Regions from separate parts of the Homo sapiens genome. Here region 2 is linked to region 1. A link is a contact called in ENCODE Hi-C or POLR2A ChIA-PET data. All regions are on one chromosome and are shown on one strand. The core of a region is the stretch at or near the end of the contact, and the rest is flanking DNA. Distances in the headings are between cores, read along the strand shown. Region 1 holds the start of FBXO2 (F-box protein 2). Region 2 overlaps PLOD1 (procollagen-lysine,2-oxoglutarate 5-dioxygenase 1).

Evidence for each region. Hi-C counts contacts between places; a loop is a spot of excess contacts on that map. ChIA-PET counts read pairs that join two places held with the same protein, here RNA polymerase II (POLR2A). Pooled maps may share reads with other maps.
Region 2: a map of OCI-LY7 shows a loop between it and region 1 (4-fold over the local background). The contact joins the enhancer-like site here to the promoter of FBXO2 in region 1. A Hi-C loop is called at or near these places in 1 of 168 maps with a recorded cell type or tissue (OCI-LY7) and 4 of 50 pooled maps. POLR2A ChIA-PET finds 5 or more read pairs at or near these places in 6 of 52 experiments (GM12878, H1, HEK293T and 3 more).

What each region holds. Positions count from the first base shown.
Region 1 is chr1:11,653,179-11,656,226 of GRCh38, reverse strand. FBXO2 (F-box protein 2) reads left to right here and starts at 1,798. Exons shown (of 6, transcript NM_012168.6): 1 at 1,798-1,908. The coding sequence starts at 1,887. FBXO44 (F-box protein 44) reads right to left here and starts at 1,350. Exons shown (of 6, transcript NM_033182.7): 1 at 1,275-1,350; 2 at 127-421. The coding sequence starts at 391. RefSeq lists silencers at 1,119-1,188, 1,239-1,468, 1,709-1,848.
Region 2 is chr1:11,965,314-11,972,938 of GRCh38, reverse strand. It overlaps PLOD1 (procollagen-lysine,2-oxoglutarate 5-dioxygenase 1), which reads right to left. Exons shown (of 19, transcript NM_000302.4): 14 at 7,346-7,459; 15 at 6,623-6,688; 16 at 5,848-5,952; 17 at 2,123-2,269; 18 at 1-67. Among named protein-coding and RNA genes, the nearest start is that of MFN2, 11 kb to the left of the region's middle. RefSeq lists enhancers at 5,521-6,021, 6,022-6,522. Within about 2 kb of position 5,801, at least 2 of the 41 ENCODE cell types and tissues checked have a DNase peak (open chromatin) inside an H3K27ac peak, as active enhancers do.

The DNA.
Region 1 (3,048 bases), core at 549-3,048:
GGTTACTGTGAGAGAAGTAAAGGTGTTAAACCATCCAAAGTACCCGGCTCATACTAAGTGCTCAATACATGTTCCTGGTGTCATGACTGTGTACTGGAGGCATGCCAGACCCGGCCTGTACCCCACCTTCAGCGCACGGGTTGTGCAGGAGGTTCCTGTGCAGGCTCCGTAAGAAGTAGAAGATCTTCCAGTCGGCCACGGGCTGGTCCCAGTCCTCAGTGATGAAGCCCTCTCGCAGGCACTTGCGTTTCCAGAGGGTCACGAGGTCGATGAGGTCCCGCCAGAGGCTGCAGACCAGGCGGCAGTTCAGCAGCAGCTGGCGGGCGGGCACGTGCGTGAACAGCTCCAGCAGGATGTTCTCGGGCAGCTCGTTGATGTTCCCCACAGCCATGGCTTGTGGCTTCTGGACACCCTCCTGTAGCTGTTGAAAAGCTATGCTGCAGGCCTCATCCCTGCTCTGCCATTTATCTCGGGAGAGCATGGTGCCTCTCCCAGCCTGTTTCCTTCTCTGTAAATGGATGCCTTACCTCCAGGGGTCACTGGGGCGGTCCAAGGAGCTTGGGACACATCAGGTACTTTAATAAAAGGTGAGCTCTGATTTTTTTCTCTGGCCTCTCACAATAGAGGTGGAAGGCACTGCCCAAGGTCAAAAATAAGGGCAGAGGGGGAAGAAGCCCGGATCTTCTTTGATTCCAGGGCCAGCCTTTTTCAGTAGGCCAGTCTTTAATGGGGATATAATGCGCAGCCGGGCAGAGCACCCCAGGCCTCCGGTGCCGTCACCATCCTCTCTCCCATCCTCAGAACATGATGGGAGGAGGAGGCTAATTATCACTGCCTCCCGCGGAGGTCCAAAGGGCTCCAGCCACCTTCTCAAGATCTCAGAGGACATGATCTCCTGCCTAGGTGGGAGTGGCAAGAGGGTGGGCGACAGGGAAGGGCCCTTCCTATCTCCCCACCCCCACTCCCACCCCCAGCCCCGCGGCTGGGCTCCGCCAGCCCCAAGTCCGCCAGCGCGCCTGCAGCCTCCCCTTCCCACGCTGTGCCTTAAAATGCCCCCCAAAGTCTGGGCTCGGACCCCTGTACATCGATGGCGACCCCAGCCCCCGTTCGCAGCCGCGCAGCGCAGCCCGGGCAAGCTCGGCGGCCTGGGCCTGGTCGGTGCCAGGCCTCCCTCGGCAACTGCGGCGCGACCCGGAACCCAGGAGCCTTCCCGGCAGCCCCCGCCCAGCCGCGCCCCCTCCCCAGCGCCCCCCGCGCCCCCTCCTGCCGGTCACCTGCGCTCGGCCGCCGCGGCACGATCCGTTGGGCCGCCCAAGCTGCACCGCCTGGACCTGCGCTTGCCTGGAAAGCGAGGCCCCGCCCCGGCCCGCCAGGCCCCGCCCCCGCGCCCCGCGCCCCGCCCCGCGCAGCGCTGGGCCAGGGACGCACCCCCACCGCGTCGTAGGAAAATTACCTGGTGTGGGGGGTGGGGCGGAAGGCACCTCCTATACTCCGACTCCGCCTGGGCCACCCGCCCCTCACCCTCGGCCTGACCCAGCCTCTCCGTGCCTCCCCTAGCCGCCTCCTCCCAGCAGTCCCCCAGGAGCGAGCTGCGAGATGCCCCAAATCGGACCCCTCCCCAGTTGGAAAAAAAACGACTCCTGACCTTTCCCAGCCTCCTCGGTCCGCTGAGGAACCCGCAGCCCCGGGCCTCGAGCAGACTGCTGGGACTGCGGGGCGGCCGGGCGCGGGGCCAGAGGCGGGGCGGGGCGGGTCGGGTCGGGGGCCTTTAAGAGGCGCGGTCGCCGGGACCGACACAGACGCGGACAGCGCCGGGACTCGCCGCCCCGGGACTCGCGCAGCCCGCAGCGCTCCGGCTCCTCCTCTCGCGACCGCCCTCCGCAGCGATGGACGGAGACGGTGACCCAGGTAGCCGACGCCTGGACCGCTCGCTGCGGCGGGGAGGGGAGATGGGGTCGGCGGGCGAGCGCTGCACAGAGGGGCGTCAGAGAGCGAGGGGACCCGGAGACCTGGCGCGGCAAACTTTCACGCCAGCGAAGCCCTAGAGGCGGTCTCCAAAGAGCACGTCTCTCTGCTATCTTGGTCTGGCGGGAGGCCTTGAGAGGCGACTGGCAAGGAGAGAGAACTCCTGGGTCCCATTTAGCCAGGAAGTAGCACCAGAGGACCCCCACATTCCCGCCTCCCAGCTTCCTGAGGGTCTGTCTGGCGGGGGCCTGGGATGCGTCTGGGAGGGAGGCTGCGAGCCTTTTCTTTCATCAGCTCTTCCAGCTCTGGGCCTTGGGCCGTCTGAATCCCCGTGGGTTCCTTGGGGTCCCAGGCCTGGCCTCACCTATTCCTGCCTTCCTCCTGAGCTCCCTTGTCTGGAGGGGCTGCCCCTCCCCGGGGTGGTGAGATGCCCAGTGGGGACCCGACTAGCGGTGAGGGAGCGTTGGGGGCAGCTTTGGCTGGTGCTCAGGGCCTTCCCAGGCTGCCCAGTCATCCTCTCTGGCACCCAAGACCCCTCACCCCCATCCCTCCAACTCCCTGCGGGGCCTGCAGGGGTTGCCTGCTGAGTCAGGATGGAAACAAGACCTGCCTGCAGACAGCCCTCACTCTTTCCTCATCAGGTCCAGCTGGGGATGGGCATTGCTTGGGTTAGGCGGTGGCAAACAGACTGATGAAAGCTCAGGCCCCCCCTCACCCCCCATTCCCCCGCCTCCAGCCCTGAAAATTCCAGCTCTCGCAGCCCTTGCTCCCAATCCACGGCCTTCTGGCCACACCCTCTGTAGGGCTCCAGAACTGGCTCCTGCTTTTTCCCAGGGATCAGCTATACCCTGGACTCTGGGGCCCACTCCAGGTGAGTGAGTCAGCCTCGCAGGCAGGCAGCTTCCAGGGGCCAGATAACTTTCCGCCGGCAACAATGTGGGGAGTTGTGTGTGTAAGAGAGAGGGTGGGGGGAGCTGTAATTGGATCTGGGGCCTCGAGTGCCAGGCCCCGGGGCCAGAAGAGGGGACTGGGTGAGGTGCACCTTTCGGGGAGCATCAGGTGTCCGATGGGGCCAGGGCCGGA
Region 2 (7,625 bases), core at 4,552-7,051, 310 kb before region 1:
GGTGTGGCATCAGTGAGGGCTGCTCATCAGGCTTGTAGCGGACGACAAAGGCCAGGTCAAACTGGGCCTGTACCAAGGCAGGGGGACAAGAGAGCCCGTGTTAGTTAAGGAGGACACAAAGGCCAGGAGAGGAGGGTGCACACATGGGGCCTGGTCTGGCCTGCTGCAGGTCAGCTTACAGGGGCCAGGTCTACATGGGGCTCTATGCTCGAGTGCCTGCAACTACCTGGCACAGAAAAGGTTCTCAACAAAAATGTATGGACAGAGGGGAGAGAGGGAGGGAAGGAAGAGAACAGAGGGGAAGGAAGAAAGGAAGGGAGGGAGGGAGGAAGGGAGGAAAAGGGAAGAGAAGAAATGAAAGGGAAGAGAAGAAATGAAAGGGAAGGAGGCCGGACATGGTACTCACGCCTGTAATTCCAGCACTTTGGGAGGCCAAGGTGGGCGGATCACCTGAGGTCAGGAGTTTGAGACCAGCCTGGCCAACATGGTGAAACCCCATCTCTACTGAAATTACAAAAAATTAGCCAGACATGGTGGTGGGCGTCTGTAATCGCAGCTACTTGGGAGGCTGAGGCCGGAGAATCGCTTGAATCTGGGAGGCGGAGATTGTAGTGAGCCAAGATTGCGCCACTGCACTCCAGCCTGGGTGACAAGTGCGAAAGAAAAGAAAGAAAAAGAGACAGAGAAAGAGAAAGAGAGAGAGAAAGAAAGAGAGAGAGAGAGAGAGAGGAAGGAAGGAAGGAAGGGAAGAAAGGAACGAAGGAATGAATGAAAAGACAAAGACAAAGGGGGGCATCCAATCCTCACAACCCTTTCTGGCAACTATCCAGGCTGGATTCCCTGAGGCAGGACCCAGGCACGCCATGGGCAGGTATCTGGAGAAACCAGAGACCAAGGAAGGAACTGAGTCTTGGAGAAAGTACCTTGGAGAAAGCCAAGGTAGCAGTGGACAGACACATGAGTGATAGCACTGGAAAGAATTGTGAGAATTAACCGAGGCCAGCCAGGTAATTGTTTCCGGGGAACCACAGTAAGCATTCAAGGGATGAATGACAACTGTCAGTAACAGGAGTTCAGGGTTTTCCTCACTATTGGAAGAAGGCTGCTTCGGACGAAGCAGGGCCCAGGCGTGGGGCACAGGCTTGTGGCTAGGGAGGGAGTGGGCACGCTGGCCAGCTAAGGTGGGCAGGGGTGCTTTTTTGGTGGGCTGGTATAGGAGCCACTGAGGCAGGGTTAATGACAAGGAAGAAAGATTCAAAAGAGCTGAGGTCGGCCAGGCACGGTGGCTCATGCCTGTAATCCCAGCACTTTTGGAGGCAGAGGTGGGCGGATTACTTGAGGTCAGGAATTTGAGACCAGCCTGGCCAACATGGTGAAACCCTGTCTCTACAAAAAATACAAAAATTAGCCAGGCATGGTGGCAGGTGCCTGTAATCCCAGCTACTCATGAGGCTGAGTGAGACTCCAGCTCAGGCTAGAGGCCAACTAGCCGGCCCTAGAGTCCCAGCCCAGCACCCTGTCTTCCCACACGCTACTAGATGGAGGGGGTGTGTGCGGTGAGACCTCACTCCTGCCTGGGGACCAAATATCCAGGCCTCTCCCATAAGCTGGGATGTTCCTCCACCCGTACTCCAACCCAACCCCTTCCCCAGCCCCTCCCCTTGCCAGACTCTCCAGCCCCCACCCACCCCTGGCCCTTCCACCCAAGCCCCCCACTCCACCCTACCCCTCCCACCCCATCCCCCTGCCCCACACTGGCCTCGACCTCCCCACCAACTCCTGCCCCTTCCAGTCTCTCCACTCCCTCACCCCTGCCCCCCCGCCCCTCTAGGCTTTCCACTCCCACTCACCCCTGCCCCTCCCAGGCTCCCTACTCCTCTCCACCCCTCCCAGCTTCTCTACCACTTCCCACCCCACCCCTGCTCTTCCCAACCCCATCCCCACCCCTCAGTCCCTCTACCTCATGCCCCACCCTTGCCCCTCCCACGCTCCCCACACCCTCACTCCACCTCGGCCCCTCCCAGTTTCTCCACCTCCCACCCTACCCCCACCAGTCCCAGCCACTCCACTGACACCCCACCCAACTGTCCCCGCATCCTGGCTATGCCCCAGGCTTGCCCACCCTGGTGTAGTAGCCGGGGTAGAGCTTCTCCGTCATGGGCGCAATGTACTCCAGCAGGAATTTGTGCCACTCCCGCTCAAAGCCGATCTGGTTCATGTGGATGTCAATAGTCGGCACGTTCTCGTAGCCACCCTGGATGCGGTTGTCCTGGAGGTGACCGAGGTGAATGTTTAGGCAGAATTCTAGGATGGCCCCCAGGCTCTGTCTACTCCCCTCTCCTACACCCGGGAATGTGACCGGACCACATTACATGACAAAACTGAACAGGCTTTGCAGATACAATTAAGGCTCCTAATCAGTTGACTTTGGGTTAATCAAAAGGGAGATTATCCTGGGGGGGCCTGACCTACTAGGTGAGTCATCTGCAGAAAGACCTTATTTTTTGAGACAGGGTATCCCTCTGTTGCACAGGTAAGAGCGCAGTGGCGCAACTTCAGCTCACTGCAGCCTCAACCTTCCAGGCCTAAGTGATCCTCCCACCTCACCCTCCCGTGTAGCTGGGACTACAGGCACGCACCATCACGCCCAACTAATTTTATTTTTATTATTTTTATTTTTGTGTGTGTGTGACGGAGTCTCACTCTGTTGCCCAGGCTGGAGTGCAATGGCGTCATTTCAGCTCACTGCAACCTCCACCGCCTGAGTTCAAGTGATTCTCCTGCCTCAGCCTCCCGAGTAGCTGGGATTACAGGCGTGCGCCACCATGCCTGGCTAATTTTTTTTTTTTTTTGTATTTTTAGTAGAGATGGGGTTTCATCATGTTGGCCAGGCTGGTCTCGAACTCCTGACCTCAGGTGATCTGCCCACCTCGGCCTCCCAAAGTGCTGGGATTACAGGCGTGAGCCATGCACCCAGCCACTAATTTTATTCTTTGTAGAGATGAGGTCTCACTATGTTGCCCAGGCTGGTCTTAAACCCCTGGACTCAAGCGATCCTCCTGCCTCAGCCTCCCAAAGTGTTGGGATTATAGGCATGAACCACTGCGCCTGGCTAAAGGAGGATACTGAAGAGAGATTCTGTCTCTTGCTGGCCTTGAAGAAGCAAGTTAAGTTCTACAGCTGCAGGGGAATGAATTCTGCAACAACCAAGTGAGTTTGGAATGGAATCCTGGGCCTCAGATGAGACCCCAACCCCAGCTGACACCTCAATGACCCAGCTAAACTGGGCCCAGATTCCTGACCCACAGAAACCAGGAGATAACACACGGGTGTTATTCTGAGCCACAGTCATTTGTTACAGAGCACTGAAAACTTGTTCCAGGGCCAGAGTCAGCTGGGGTCCGAGGTCTGGCCCTGTCACTGGAGCACAAGCATCAGCCAGCCCCCAGAATGCACGGGCTAGTCCAGTTCCTGGCTTCTGGAGATCAGCTCAGCAACCAAAGCATGTGGATTAGGAAGATAACCAGAACTTCAGGTTAGTCCAGTTGCCAGGTCAGAGGTTGGCACACAGGTCCAGGGTCTCATGTGCCTTTAAAAACGGTGCCTTAAACTTGGGAACACACATTTCTGTTAAACAACTTAGAAAATGAGGCCAGGCACGGTGGCTCACGCCTGTAATCCCAGCACTTTGGGAGGCCAAGGTGGGTGGATCACCGGAGGTCAGGAGTTTCAGACCAGCCTCACAAACACGGTGAAACCCCTGTCTCTACTAAAAATACAAAAATTAGCCAGGCGTAGTGGTGGGTACCTGTAATCCTAGCTACTCAGGCGGAGGTTGCAGTGAGCTGAGATTGTGCCATTGCACTCCACCTGGGTGACGAGCAAAACTCCGTCTCAAAAAAAAAAAAAAAAAAAAAATTAGGCATGGTGGCCAGCACCTGTAATCCCAGCTACTTGTGAAGCTGAGGCAAGAGAATCACTTGAACTCAGGAGGCAGAGGTTTCAGTGAGCCGAGATCGCACCACTGCACCACTGCACCACTGCACCCCAGCCTGGGCGACAGAGCGAGGCTCCACTTCACCAAAAAAAAAAAAAAAAAGGACGTAGAAAATGAGAGGTGGGGTGCCCGGTGCGGTGGCTCATGCCTGTAATCCCACCACTTTGGGAGGCTGAGGCAGGTGGATCACAACATGAGGTCAGGAGTTCGAGACCAGCCTGACCAAAATGGTGAAACCCATCTCTACTAAATATACAAAAATTAGTCGGGCATGGTGGCAGGCGCCTGTAATCCCAGCTACTCGGGAGGCTGAGGCAAGAGAACTGCTTGAACCTGGGAGGCGGAGGTTGCAGTGAGCTGAGATGGCGCCACTGCACTCCAGCCTGGGCGACACAGCGAGACTCCATTCAAAAAAAAAAAAAAGAAAAAAGAAAATCAGAGGTGGGTTGGGGCTTGAAGTACATAGGAGATATGAATGTTGTAAAACTGTCAGGAGACGAAAAATTCCTTTCTGCAGTTTCTCTTCTGTGAAAGGGCTAAGGACAGAGTTTGCTTAGTAGGTAATGTTGCCTTTAAGTACAGTGGTGTATTTTTATTCAAGATTGTGCTCTTTTATCAAAATCCTATGGAAATAAATGTTCTGGGATCATTAAAATAAAAAAAATAAATAAAATAAAAAGGTGCCTTAGGCCAGACACGGTGGCTCACGCCTGTAATCCCAGCAATTTGGGAGGCCGAGGTGGGTAGCTTACCTGAGGCCAGGAGTTTGAGACCAGCCTGGCCAACATGGTGAAACCCAGTGTCTACTAAAAATACAAAAATTAGCCAGGGATGGTGGCACACGCCTGTAGTCCCAGCTACTGGAGAGGCTGAGGCAAGAAAACTGCTTGAACTTGGGAAAGGAAGGTTGCAGTGAGCTGAGATCATGCCACTGCACTCCAGCCTAGGTGACAGAACGAGACACTGCCTTAAAAAAAAAAAAAAAATTTACACACACACAATTAAATAAATAAAGAATACAAAGATTAGCTGGGCGTGGTGGCACACGTCTATAATCCCAGCTACTCGGCAAGCTGAGGCATGAGAATCTCTTGAACCTGGGAGGCAGAGGTTGCAATGAGCCAAGATTGCGCCACTGTACTCCAGCCTGGGCGACAGAGTGAGACTCGGTCTCTAAATTAATTAATTAATTAATTAATTAAAATAAATAAAATGAAATTGTGCCTGGTTCACAACCAGCCTGGGCAACACAGCCAGACCCCGTCTCTATTATTTAAAAAAAATATATATATATATATATAAATAAAATCTATATATATTTCTTTTTATATATATATATATATACACACACACACACATGAAAAGAAAAAAAAAAATGGTACCTGAACTTTCCAGGACAGGAACAGGTGTTGGGATTCTCACGGAGAGAACACAGGGCCTAGCACCCTCAGCAGGCCACCTGCTCCTGCTGTCTGATGAACTTGGACCCGACAGCCCTTCCTAATGCCCCTCATCCCACCTTGGCCCTTTCCTCCCCAGCTCCACCTGGGGGAAGTCTAGGGAACCAAGCTAAGCCATTCCAATAGCAAACCAGGAACTGAAAACCTAGTAGCTTACGGTCAAGGCAACTCAAAGCCACACGGTGGCAACAGCAGCTCAGGGACCAAACTCCATCTCAGGTTTCTCAATCCCTCTACTCCTACCTGCCTGCAGATACCCATGCCAGCACCCCTATGTCAAGAGTCCCAGAAAGGGTGGCCAGGCCAGCTTGCCAGAAGACCCCAGACAGTGAGCGGCACTGATGGAGAGGCAGCCTCCCTGCGGCCCCAGCCCAGGCATCAGGGTCCCACCTTGTTGTTGCCCAGAGACCACTGGCCAAAGTGCTCCATCTCCTCCACCAGCTCATCACAGGCCACCTCCGTGAAGATGGGGAACCAATAGACATCCGGGCAGGGCTGGGGAGGGCAGGGACTCAGTCAAGGGGGTCCACAGTGGCACCACAGAATCCTCCTTCCTCTTCAGGGCCACACACCCAAGCCAGGGAGCCCTCCCAGTGTCCCCGGGGAGCAGGGCCTTGTCAATCCTGGAGAGACTGAGTGGGGAGGAGGAGGCAGAGCCCAGAGACAGACTTTCCCAGCCGAGGTCACAGAGCTACCAGCGCCAAGGTCAGACAGAAACATGGGCATGGAGGGAGGGAGGGGGCAGAGGCCCCAGGCTCGGGGGAAGCAGACATTAGTGAGTGGAGAGAAGCAGCCACTCCCCGAAGTGGTCCAGGCATGGTGGGCCACAGTGGCCATCACATCCAGGATGTTTTCCTCCTTCCTGCCTGGGCCAGGTAGAGAGGCCCTGCAGACTCCCACAGCCTCCAGCAGGAAAGTGCCAACAGGTAGAGGGGCCATCCTGCCTCCCCCCACCCCCATCCCACCACCCCCCACTCCCATCCCGCCGCCCCCCCATTCCCATCCCGCCACCCCCAACTCCCATCCTGCCGCCCCCCAACTCCCATCCCTCCACCCCCAACTCCCATCCTGCTGTCCCCCACTCCCCAGGGCAAGCAGTTTCCCTTCTGTGCCCTGCCCCCTGCAGCAGGCAAGGCTGGTCCAAGAGGGTGTCCATGGCCCTTACCGTCTCCACCAGCTTCCCTGCCAGGGCTTTGGTGTAGTTCTGGTGGATGTACTTCTCCTTCCAGTCCTGTGGGAAGTGGGAAGCAGGCTAGGGTCCTCACCATTGGCTCAACTGCCAGGGATGCTCAGAGCAGACCCCTCAAAGTGGGAGTGAAGGTGTACGTGCTTGACAGAGGCAGGTGTTCACCTGCACCCACTGGGTGCGTGTGTGTTGTCTGGGTGCACAGGTGTGCCCATAGGAGGTGGTGTTTGCACATGTATGTACATGTGTGTGCTTGTGTGTATATGTCTGTGTGCAGGCATGTGCTTACACCCATCAGCTGTGAGCTCCCAACGTCTAGAAACAGTTACAACTGTCTCCCCTTCTGATCATCACAACACCCTCATGGGTAAGACAGGCTGGGACAGTATACCCATTTTGGAGCTAAGATAACTAAGGTCCCCAAAGCTGGAAGGCTCAACTAAGTCCCAGATGATGGCAGATCTAGGCCACAAACCCAGGCCTCTTGAGTCCTGGTCCCTCCTCCAATAGATGGTGTTGCCTCTCTGGACACCCTTCTCTCCCTACCCAAATCCTGCCCTATAGCCTCCTGGGGTGAAGGGAGGGTGGCAGGTGGCCTACAGGGGTCCTGGCTGTTGTAAGACTCTGAGAGGGAAGTCCCTCCGACTGCAGGATCACTGGGCCCCTTTGCTCCCAGCCCCTATGTGCCCACCCTGGCCTCACCTCGGGGTTGCTGAACACCTCCCAGAGGTCGTTGTGCAGGTGGGTGGTGCGGTAGCTGTCTAGGGAGAGCAGATGGCCAAGGGTGTGCCGGTTGGTCAGGAACATGAACACATCCTGGGGAGGACAGGCCCGGTGGAAGAGGCGCTCCCCCACCCCTCCCCTGCCCTCACCCCTCCCCTGCACGCTCCCAGACGGGCAACAGTGCAGCCTCCTCCACCCGCCGAACTGAAGTTCCCAATATCAGAGACCAAGTGCAGTCACCGCTATGTCCCCAGGGCCC